Regions from separate parts of the Homo sapiens genome. Here region 2 is linked to region 1. A link is a contact called in ENCODE Hi-C data. All regions are on one chromosome and are shown on one strand. The core of a region is the stretch at or near the end of the contact, and the rest is flanking DNA. Distances in the headings are between cores, read along the strand shown. Region 1 holds the start of LINC01562 (long intergenic non-protein coding RNA 1562). Region 2 holds the start of LRP8 (LDL receptor related protein 8).

Evidence for each region. A loop is a pair of places that touch in the nucleus more often than their neighbours do. Pooled maps may share reads with other maps.
Region 2: a loop to region 1 is called in a map of B cell, with 16 times the contacts of the local background. The contact joins the promoter of LRP8 here to the promoter of LINC01562 in region 1. A Hi-C loop is called at or near these places in 4 of 168 maps with a recorded cell type or tissue (B cell, CD4-positive, alpha-beta T cell, CD8-positive, alpha-beta T cell and 1 more), 1 of 37 single-sample maps with no recorded cell type and 7 of 50 pooled maps.

Annotation. Positions count from the first base shown.
Region 1 is chr1:51,233,251-51,237,964 of GRCh38, reverse strand. LINC01562 (long intergenic non-protein coding RNA 1562) reads left to right here and starts at 2,869. Exons shown (of 2, transcript NR_147076.1): 1 at 2,869-3,000. RNF11 (ring finger protein 11) reads right to left here and starts at 1,692. Exons shown (of 3, transcript NM_014372.5): 1 at 1,086-1,692. The coding sequence starts at 1,208. RefSeq lists a silencer at 1,428-1,907.
Region 2 is chr1:53,326,820-53,331,297 of GRCh38, reverse strand. It overlaps LRP8 (LDL receptor related protein 8), which reads left to right and starts at 3,228. Exons shown (of 19, transcript NM_004631.5): 1 at 3,228-3,509; 2 at 4,306-4,425. The coding sequence starts at 3,386. It overlaps LRP8-DT (LRP8 divergent transcript), which reads right to left and starts at 3,065. Exons shown (of 3, transcript NR_131923.1): 1 at 2,923-3,065; 2 at 47-130. RefSeq lists enhancers at 2,792-3,021, 4,072-4,181 and silencers at 3,092-3,291, 3,362-3,511, 3,562-3,731, 4,247-4,478.

The DNA.
Region 1 (4,714 bases), core at 1,620-4,119:
ATCAGGTTTTTCTGGTGTGATGAGACATTGGTTTACACAGGAATGAGAAAAGAAAACACTAGATAATGATGTCATCACATGAAACAACAAAGGAGCCTACCCAGTCAGAAAACTAAACTCTTCAGGAAGAAATTAAGCACTACTACTATTGAAGCCCTCTGGAAAAGGGTGTATTCAATATCATCTAAAATGGAAAAAGTACAGGAAAGGTTTTCACACATCTATTGTGGATTATAACATCCACATACCTATTTTGAGTTTAAGAGGTCTTCACTCGAATTCTGCAACACATCTGGGACTACTGATTATTGTACAAAAAGCAGTACAACGTATTTAGGAGAGTCTTTGATACAAAGGGAGAACACGAGTAACCGAAGGAATTTCCCAAGCCAGGTTTAAAGGTTTCCAAAGTTCAAGCTAATCAAGTTTTCTTAAGTCAGCACGTTTAAAAGGTGTGTCATATGGGTGGAGCAAAAAGAGGAGGGATTAAAATTTATATACATATATATATATATATATATACACATATATATATATATACACACACACACAAGTAACTCGATGTCGCTAGGGTTAAAATCACCACTTGGAGATCCGTCTCCCAAGCAGAGGGAAAACCTGCCAGATCCAATTAACAAAAAGACGAGGGAGGTGGGTAAGAGGACGACCACACATGAAAACATAAATGGGGCGGGGGGGTGGTGCTTGGCAACCACCTATCCAGAACCCATAATCCAGTTGGCGGTGCGATGAGGAAATCATACGATTCAGACATAAAGACAGGAAAATGTCACTCCCAAACTCCACAAGCGAACCACCAGACACTGGCCAAGGGGATGTGATCACATACTCTGATCCCAGAACTCAAGGGCAGAGGGTATCATCCCCACACGGTGCCCGAGGGCAGGCGAAGAATCAACCTTACTCTGAGATCAGAGAGCAAATGCCCTCAGATCCAGCCCTAAGGGGTCAATGCCGCCCAGGCCAGGCCTTGCCGAAGCCAGGGGCAGAGACGGCCCCGAAGCCCCCTCAATCTCCGCCAGAGCTGCCTCTACTCGCTCCCCCCAACACACACCCTCCCCTACCTGATATGGCGGCGGCGGCTCCTGATCCGGCTCCGTCCCCTCGCCAAAGCTAGCCCGGTCGGACTGAGACTCGTGAAGCAGGGAGATGTCATCCGAGGTGGGGGATTTGAGGCAGTTCCCCATCTTCCGGAGCTGGGGTGCGTGATCTGGGGGAGGAGAAAGCAGCGGTGGGGTCGTTCGCACACTCCGCGGTCCGCCTCGGTTGGCGAGGTGGGGTCGGGCGACAGGCCGGGGATCAGGCGGAGGCGACTCCACCGCCCCACGGTGCCGCCGAGGGGCCGCTCATGCCAGCCCCCGGGGTTGGGGGATCAAGGCTGGGCCGCGGGCTCCGCTGGGGTCGCGGCGTTCGCCTCCTGCGAGGCAGCGATGGGGGGGGGGGGGCGGGGAGACGAAGCACTTCCCCACCCCGCCCCCCCGCGGGGCGGCGGCGGCCACGGAGCTGCTGGGCCTAATCCAGGTCAGCGGGGGGGGGCGCGGCCGTCGCGGCTGCCTCAGCTGCTGCCTCAGCTGCTGCTGCCCCCGCCGACGCCGGAGCCACGGCCGCGGGCCTCATCCTACTCCGCCTCAGCGAGACGGCGGCAGCCAGAACGAGGCCGGCTCGGGCACTGCGTCATCGCGCCGTGCGTGCTCTGGTCCCGCCCCCGGCGCCAGGAGGCGAGGGCGGCTCCGGCGGCGCCCATCCCCCTCTCCACTAGCAGCTGTTCTCGGTGCTGCGTCAATTTTTGCTTCTCTCTGACTGCTTGGCTCCGTACCTGGCTCCGAAACCAATCTCCCGTCTCCCGCGCCTCCCCACATTCATTGCTCCTGCCCCGTCTAGGGCTCAGTTCTTACCTGTGCACTGCCTGACAGTCTTCTCACCACCCTCCGCCAAGCGGTCTATTTATATAAACCCATATCGGAATGGATCAGTCCCATGATTAAAATGTTAAAAGCTTCCCCTTTATCCCTTCACAATAAAGTCCTAGCTCGTTACTGAACCATCCCTGCCTGTCCAATCACGTCCTTATCCTTCCACATCACAGCCAGAGAGATTATTCTTCCAGTTGTATATCAGATTGTTCATTTCTTTCCAGTCCCAGCACCAAAGTCCAAGCCACCATCATCTCTCACCTTGGCTTCTGCAATAGACTCTCAGCTGTTCCTGAGTTCATCATTGCCCACATCCAATTCACTGTTGGCACAGTTGACAGAGTTATCTTTTTAAAATTTAAATCGGATCATGTCATTCTCCTGTTAAAACCTTCAGTGTCTCCTCAAGGCTGTCCTTAAGACAATCCTTAAATGGTTTACAAATCTGACTCCCTTTCAATCTCATTAGCAGCATTGTCACCTCCTTCACAAATTCTAAACTAGACTCTCTAAAATGCTTTTCGTTATCTGGAATACTATTGCCTCTGCCTGGGGCCTTTGTCCATATTGTTTCTCTCACAGAAACCCACTTCCCTCCACTCCCAACCTTTCTGCTTCTCATCAGGCTAATCATTATTCTCAGGAATCCTTCTGGATGCAACTTCATTTCCCCTGGGGAGACTCTCCTGACCCTCCAGTCTGGGTTAGTCGCATCCTGTGTGCTCTCAGACCCTGAGCTTTTCTCTGTCACAGCCTGATCAAGCTGAATCATCTGTCCCTCTGTGCAAGGCTGGCACACTGCCCAAGGTAGAGTATGCTCTCTCCTTGGTTGAATGAGCAGCTCAAACAACATATGCAAAAGAAGGAAGCAAGAAGGATGACAGTGCTCCTGATAGACGTTCATTCAACAGGTGGATCTTGACTGCCTTTCGTTTCATTCACCATTTACTGAAGTTGTGTGTGCGTGTGTATACCAGACCCCACGCTAAGGACTGGGGAAAAGGATGATCATACCTGGCTTGTTCCTGATAGAGCCCAGAGACCACCTGGGAAGACAAGTAATCAGGTGAGTCCTAAGCCCACACCCTGCCACGGACCCCAAGGTTTTTAGAGGAACTGAAAGACAGCAATTAGTTCATTTGAGTGAGGAACAGAAAGGATTCTTAGAGGTAGGGCTATATTAAACTCGAATGGGTCTGAACACTCTTACTCTGCAGTCCCTATTCTACGAAGTCACTATCTTATTTAAATGCACTCAAATTCCACATTAAATATCACCTTTTTGATATAAAATTTTTGAAAAGACTCATAATTTTGGGCCAGGCGTGGTGGCTTACGTCTGTAATCCCAGCAATTTGGGAGGTCAAGGCGGGTGGATCACTTGAGGTCAGGGATTCGAGAGTAGCCTGGCCAACATGGTGAAACCCCATCTCTACTAAAAATACAAAAACTAGCCAGGTGTGCTGGTGCACGCCTGTAGTCCCAGCTACTCGGGAGGGTGAGGCAGGAAAACCGCTTGAACCTGGGAGGTGGAAGTTGCAGCGCAGTGAGCCCAGATTGTGCCACTGCACTCTAGCGTGGGCGAGGGAGTGAGTAAGACTCAGTCTCAAAAAAAAAAGGAAGGAGAAAGAGAGAGAGAGAGAAGGGAGGCAGGAAGGAAGGAAAGAAGGAAGGGAGAGAAAGAGAAAGAGAAAAGAGAAAGAAAAGAAAGAAAGAAAGAAAAGAAAGAAAGAAAGAAAGAAAGAAAAAGAAAAAGAAAGGAAAGAAGGAAAGAAAGAACAAACTGACTCACAATTTTGGTTTTGGAATTGTTGAGCTTCCAAGAACTCATTTAATTTATGATTGGCTAAATTTACCAGAAATCAGAGGTACCCTGGAATTTTTACAAAGTGAGAAAATTTACCCCACAAATTATTGTCAAACCTAAAGAAATTTTTATTAATAATAATTTATACAATTATTTGACATAATATTTACACAGTGCTAGAATTTGTAGACATTGTTTGTTTGTTTTGGAGACAGGGTCTCACTCTGTCACCCAGGCTGGCTTGATCGAGGCTCACTGCAGCTTCAACCTCCTGGGCTCAGGTGATCCTCCTGCTTCAGGCCTCTCCAGTAACTAGAACTACAGATGCACACCACCATGCCTTGCATTTGTTTTTGTTTTTGGTAGAGACGAAGTCTTGCCATGTTGCCCAGGCTGGTCTCAAACTCCTGGGCGCAAGCGATCCTCCCGCCTCAGCCTCCCAAAGTGCTGGAATTACAGGTGTGAGCCACTGTATGCCTGGCCAGACATAGATTTATTTAGTTAGTTTTAATTTTTTTTAATTTTTATTTTTTGAGACAGAGTTTTGCTTGTGTTGCCCAGGCTAGAGTGCAATGGTGCGATCTTGGCTTACCGCAACCTCTACTTCCCCGGTTCAAGCAATTCTCCTGCCTCAGCCTCCTGAATAGCTGGGATTACAGGCGCGCACCACCACGCCCAACTAATTTTTTGTATTTTTAGTAAAGACGGGGTTTCACTATGTTGGCCAGGCTGGTCTCGAACTCCTGACCTCAGGTGATCCACCCACCTTGGCCTCTCAAAGTGCTGGGATTATAGGCGTGAGCCAGCTCGCCAGGCCAGATTTATTTTTTTAAGTTTTGTTTTTCATTCTTTTTTTCCACAGGTGGGTAACACTGACACAAGCCCTTGAAAAGTTCTATAGTGCCTTGTGAAAATAAGTTATATTGTTAAGTTTAAAACTAGCTTGGGCTGGGTGCAGTGGCTTACGCCTGTA
Region 2 (4,478 bases), core at 1,979-4,478, 2.1 Mb before region 1:
ATTTTATGTGGTTTTCTTTTAACTTTTTCAAGTAAATATAACTTACCTCATGCTTGTTATGTGTCAGGCCTTGTATTTATCCTCTGAAGACAAAGATGAGGAAGACATAGTCCTCCTAGGGGTACAAATCCTTCAATAAAGGCAGAAACAAGCATTGGTCAAATGTGCCCTGTGCCAAGAATCCAGGAATGCAGGAGAGCGGGCTCCTGTCCTCCAGCAGCTCACAGAGTGACGAGGGAGACAGTTGCATAAGCAGACTGTGGCAACACAGGGTGGTCAGGGCTGCGGCAAAGGGAAGCCCAGGGACTGCAGGAGCCCGGGGAAGTGGCCCAAAGTGGGTGGAGGCTGAGAGGAGCCAGAAGGACCTCTGCTGAGGGGACTGTTGAGAGACAAGGATTTGCCCACTTTGGCAACTGGCATCCTTCTCCCTTGGGGAGGTCGGGGGATGCCTGGGCTCAGTCTTGATTCTGGGTATTGGAAAGCCATCAGGGTTTTGTGAACAGGGAATTATGTTTGAATAATAGTAACAATAACTAACATTTCTCATGCAGCTACTATATACTGTATGCTGTGCGTACACAATCTCATCTCATATCCTCACCACAATGCTGTGAGGTGAGTACTATCACCTTTCTCATTTTTCACATTTAGAGCCACAGAGATTGAGTTGCCCAAGTTCACATAACTAGAAAGGGAAGGAACAGACTCAGACCCAGGCAGTCTCACCCACAGGCCCATGCTCTCCATTTCTCTCTTTTTTCCTTCCTTCCTTCCTTCCTTCCTTCCTTCCTTTCTTTCTTTTTCTTTCTTTCTTTTTTTTTTTTTGAGACAGAGTCTGGTCCTGTGGCCCAGGCTGGAGTGCAGTGGCGCGATCTCGGCTCACTGCAACCTCCGCCTCCCGGGTTCACGCCATTCTCTTGCCTCAGCTTCCTGAGTAGCTGGGACTACAGGTGCCCGACACCATGCCCGGCTAATTTTTTGTATTTTAGTAGAGACAGGGTTTCACCGTGTTAGCCAGGATGGTCTCAATCTCCTGACCTCATGATCCGCCCGCCTCGGCCTCCCAAAGTGCTGGGATTACAGGTGCGAGCCACCACGCCCGGCCTCTTTTCCTTTCTTTTCTTTTCTTCATCTGCTGCCTCTAGACTTCGGCCCACATACTAATCTTACAGTTGGAATGAACCTCAGAAATTCCTTATCTCTTCCATTTCCCAGATAAGAAAGTGAGACTGGGAGATAGGATTGACTTTCCTAAGACCACAGAGTGGAGGAGGAGGAGGGACTGAGTTGGATAGGTCAGTTTGGGCAGCAAGACGGGCTTCTATCTTTATCCCACAGTCCCAGGCACCATTGTGCTTGACACAGAATCCAAACTCCCAGCTGTGGCCTACAAAGCCCTGGTGATCAGGGCCTTGCCAACTCCCTCCAGCCTCACCTGAGGCACCCACTCCTTCCCTGTCATCAGGCCCCGGCCCACCTTGATTGCCATTCCCTTTGCCAAGAATGCCCTTCCGCCTGATCTTCATGGGTCAGGATCCATCTTGCCATTCAGTGAAATGTCACCTCCTCTGTGAGGCCTTGCCTGATCACCTCTACAGTTACCCCCATTGCTCTCACCTGGGTCTGTTTTGTTTTTTCCATAGAAGTTATGATGACCTGAAATAATCTTTTGTTTTCCTGCTTTTGTGTGTATCTCTTCCAACTAAGACATAACTGCAGGAGAGCAGGGAGGAACCTTATCTGTTTCCACTGTATCCTTGAGCCTTGAAGGGCGTTTGGCACATATAGGTGAAAGGACGCCTGCATTTCGTTGTCTGTGTGCTAATGGTCTGTCTCCCCACAGGTCAGGGACCTCTCCGGGGCTGGCACCATGCCTGATTCACCTTGGTACCCGCAGGCCCAGCACAGGGTTGGCACAGAACAGGGCCTGAAATGCTTGCTGAATGACTGAATGAACAAGGGACAGGAGGGGTGATGATGGCAGGAGCACCGTGCCGGGCTCTCTGGGGATCTAAGTCCCTTTCTGGTGGGGTGGCCACAGATATTGCCGCTGGGCTGCCCTTTGGGGGACTACGGCTCAGGAGGCTGCTGAGGAGACAGGGTGGTTTCCAGGCCAAGGGCTAACAGCACCTGCCCATCCGCGAGGGAGGTGAAGGGGCAAGAGGGGAGGGAGGGTGGACCTAACACTGGCTCTTGGCACCTGCAGGCCGGTTGTTTTGAGTGGCCAATGCCCTGGAATCTCATTCTCTAAAGAAGGTTGTGTGGGTTGGACCCGGCTCACAAGTCTGAGGCTGAAATCGAATCCCAGCTCGCTCTCCGCACCCATTCTCCCCAGTGTGGGTGAGGCGGGCTGCAGCCCTCCAGAGGAAGAGGTGCCTTCTCCTTCCTGCAGAAGACAGCAGGGGCGGACAGCGCGGGCCTAGGTGCGCGGCCCCTAGCGGCAGGGATGGCATCCCTTCCGTGCCCTCCCCTTCCCCCCCGCCCGGCCCGCCCCACAGACCTCGTCTTTCTCCATCACAGCGAGGATTCCTTGTCTTCCCTGCGGGCCCCCCCTGGTTGCCCCTCTGACTAGGGGCCTGGAGCGTACTTAACGACGATGAATAGTCTGTGCACCAGGCCCAATCCACCTGCCTCACGTCCCCATGATCACATGAGCGTGCAACATGCACAGATGCACATGGCACGGAAACCAAACCAGCCACAGGGATTTATAATATCCCAGCCGGAGCCCATGACAGGTGCAGGGGTCCAGCCCTGCGCCCCCAGCTTCTCCCTGCTCATCCACATCTTGGGATCTCACCCCTATCCCTCCCTCCCCCGCCCCACGCGCACACTGCACAGGCCTGTTCGTCCTGTAACATCATTTCCCCTCCCGCCCAGGCTCACTCCTAGACATCCCTCAGCCTCTGATCCGCCTGTCACCTCCTCCAGGAAGCCTCTGCTGCTTCCTCTGGACCTGCTACCTCCGTGGTGAGGGGCTCGCCTGGCCCATCCCTGCGTCTGCAGAGCCCAGCACTCAGGCGAGCCCAGAGCAGGGCCGTGGAGCGCCCGCTGAGAGAAGAGTGGACGAAAGACAGGAGGGAGGAGGGCGAGGAGGCGGCGGCAGGGGGAGCGTGGGGCGGAGGCGGCAGCGGGAGGGAGCGCGCGCGCTGGCGGCGGCCGCCCAGGGCCGGGGCCGCGCGCCCAGCCTGAGCCCGCCCCGCCGCCGAGCGTCACCGAACCTGCTTGAAATGCAGCCGAGGAGCCGGGGCGGGCGGCAGCGGCGGCGGCGGCGGCGGCGGGGGCAGCGGCAACCCCGGCGCCGCGGCAAGGACTCGGAGGGCTGAGACGCGGCGGCGGCGGCGCGGGGAGCGCGGGGCGCGGCGGCCGGAGCCCCGGGCCCGCCATGGGCCTCCCCGAGCCGGGCCCTCTCCGGCTTCTGGCGCTGCTGCTGCTGCTGCTGCTGCTGCTGCTGCTGCAGCTCCAGCATCTTGCGGCGGCAGCGGCTGATCCGCTGCTCGGCGGCCAAGGTGCGTGCAGCCGGTCTCTGACTCGGCTCTGCTCCGCCCTAGCCACCAACAAAGCGCGGCCGGGAGGCCGGAGCGGGGAGGGGTCCAGAACCCGGGGCTATCGGGGGCTCCCGGGCGGACAGGCTCCACGCGAAGCGGCTATTCCTGAATTTGCCCTCGGCCCCCCGCCCCCGCGGGCCTCGGTGTTGAGGGCTCTGCCCTCTGGGCAGCGGATCTTGGGGGAGGGGTGCAGGGGGGCTTGGCCAGCGGGGAACTTTGCCGGAGGGGCGGCCATTCATGGTTCCGGATGAGCTGTGTGATTCTCGCCGTTGGGGTTTATTTGACACGCGCGCTCCGCGGCGGTAATGAGCAGAGCCGGGCGGCTTCTCCGCTTGACAATGCGTTTCCGCAGACCCCTGCGCGCGGCGGAGAGAGAGGGGGCTGCCTGCCAGGGTGATGTGCCTGCGGCTCCCACTGCGCCTGGCGCGCGGGCGCGGGGACTCCCTATGGGCTGTATCTGAGCAGATCTCTGACTATGGGTCGCGTGTGCGGGTGAGTGCGTCTGAATGGAGGGTATACCCAGGTCGTGTGACACTTTAAGTAGGTGCCTGGTCTCGCCGTGCCACCGAGCGGCCCGACATCCACGGAACCCCTGCCATCGTGCCCTCCCTTTGGATGGAGTGTGCCTGAAGCCCCCGGGGTCTCCATAATCGCCCCCTTTCCTCCTCCCCAGCGGGTCCTTCCGGGTGGCCCGGACTGCATGGTGGGGAGTGGGGCCGAGTCCGCTGATCCAGCTCACGCTCCCTCCCCCTCGCAGGGCCGGCCAAGGATTGCGAAAAGGACCAATTCCAGTGCCGGAACGAGCGCTGCATCCCCTCTGTGTGGAGATGCGACGAGGACGATGACTGCTTAGACCACAGCGACGAGGACGACTGCCGTGAGTGGCGGGCCAGGGAGCTCAGACCCGGGGAGAGAAAAGGAACGGTGGGG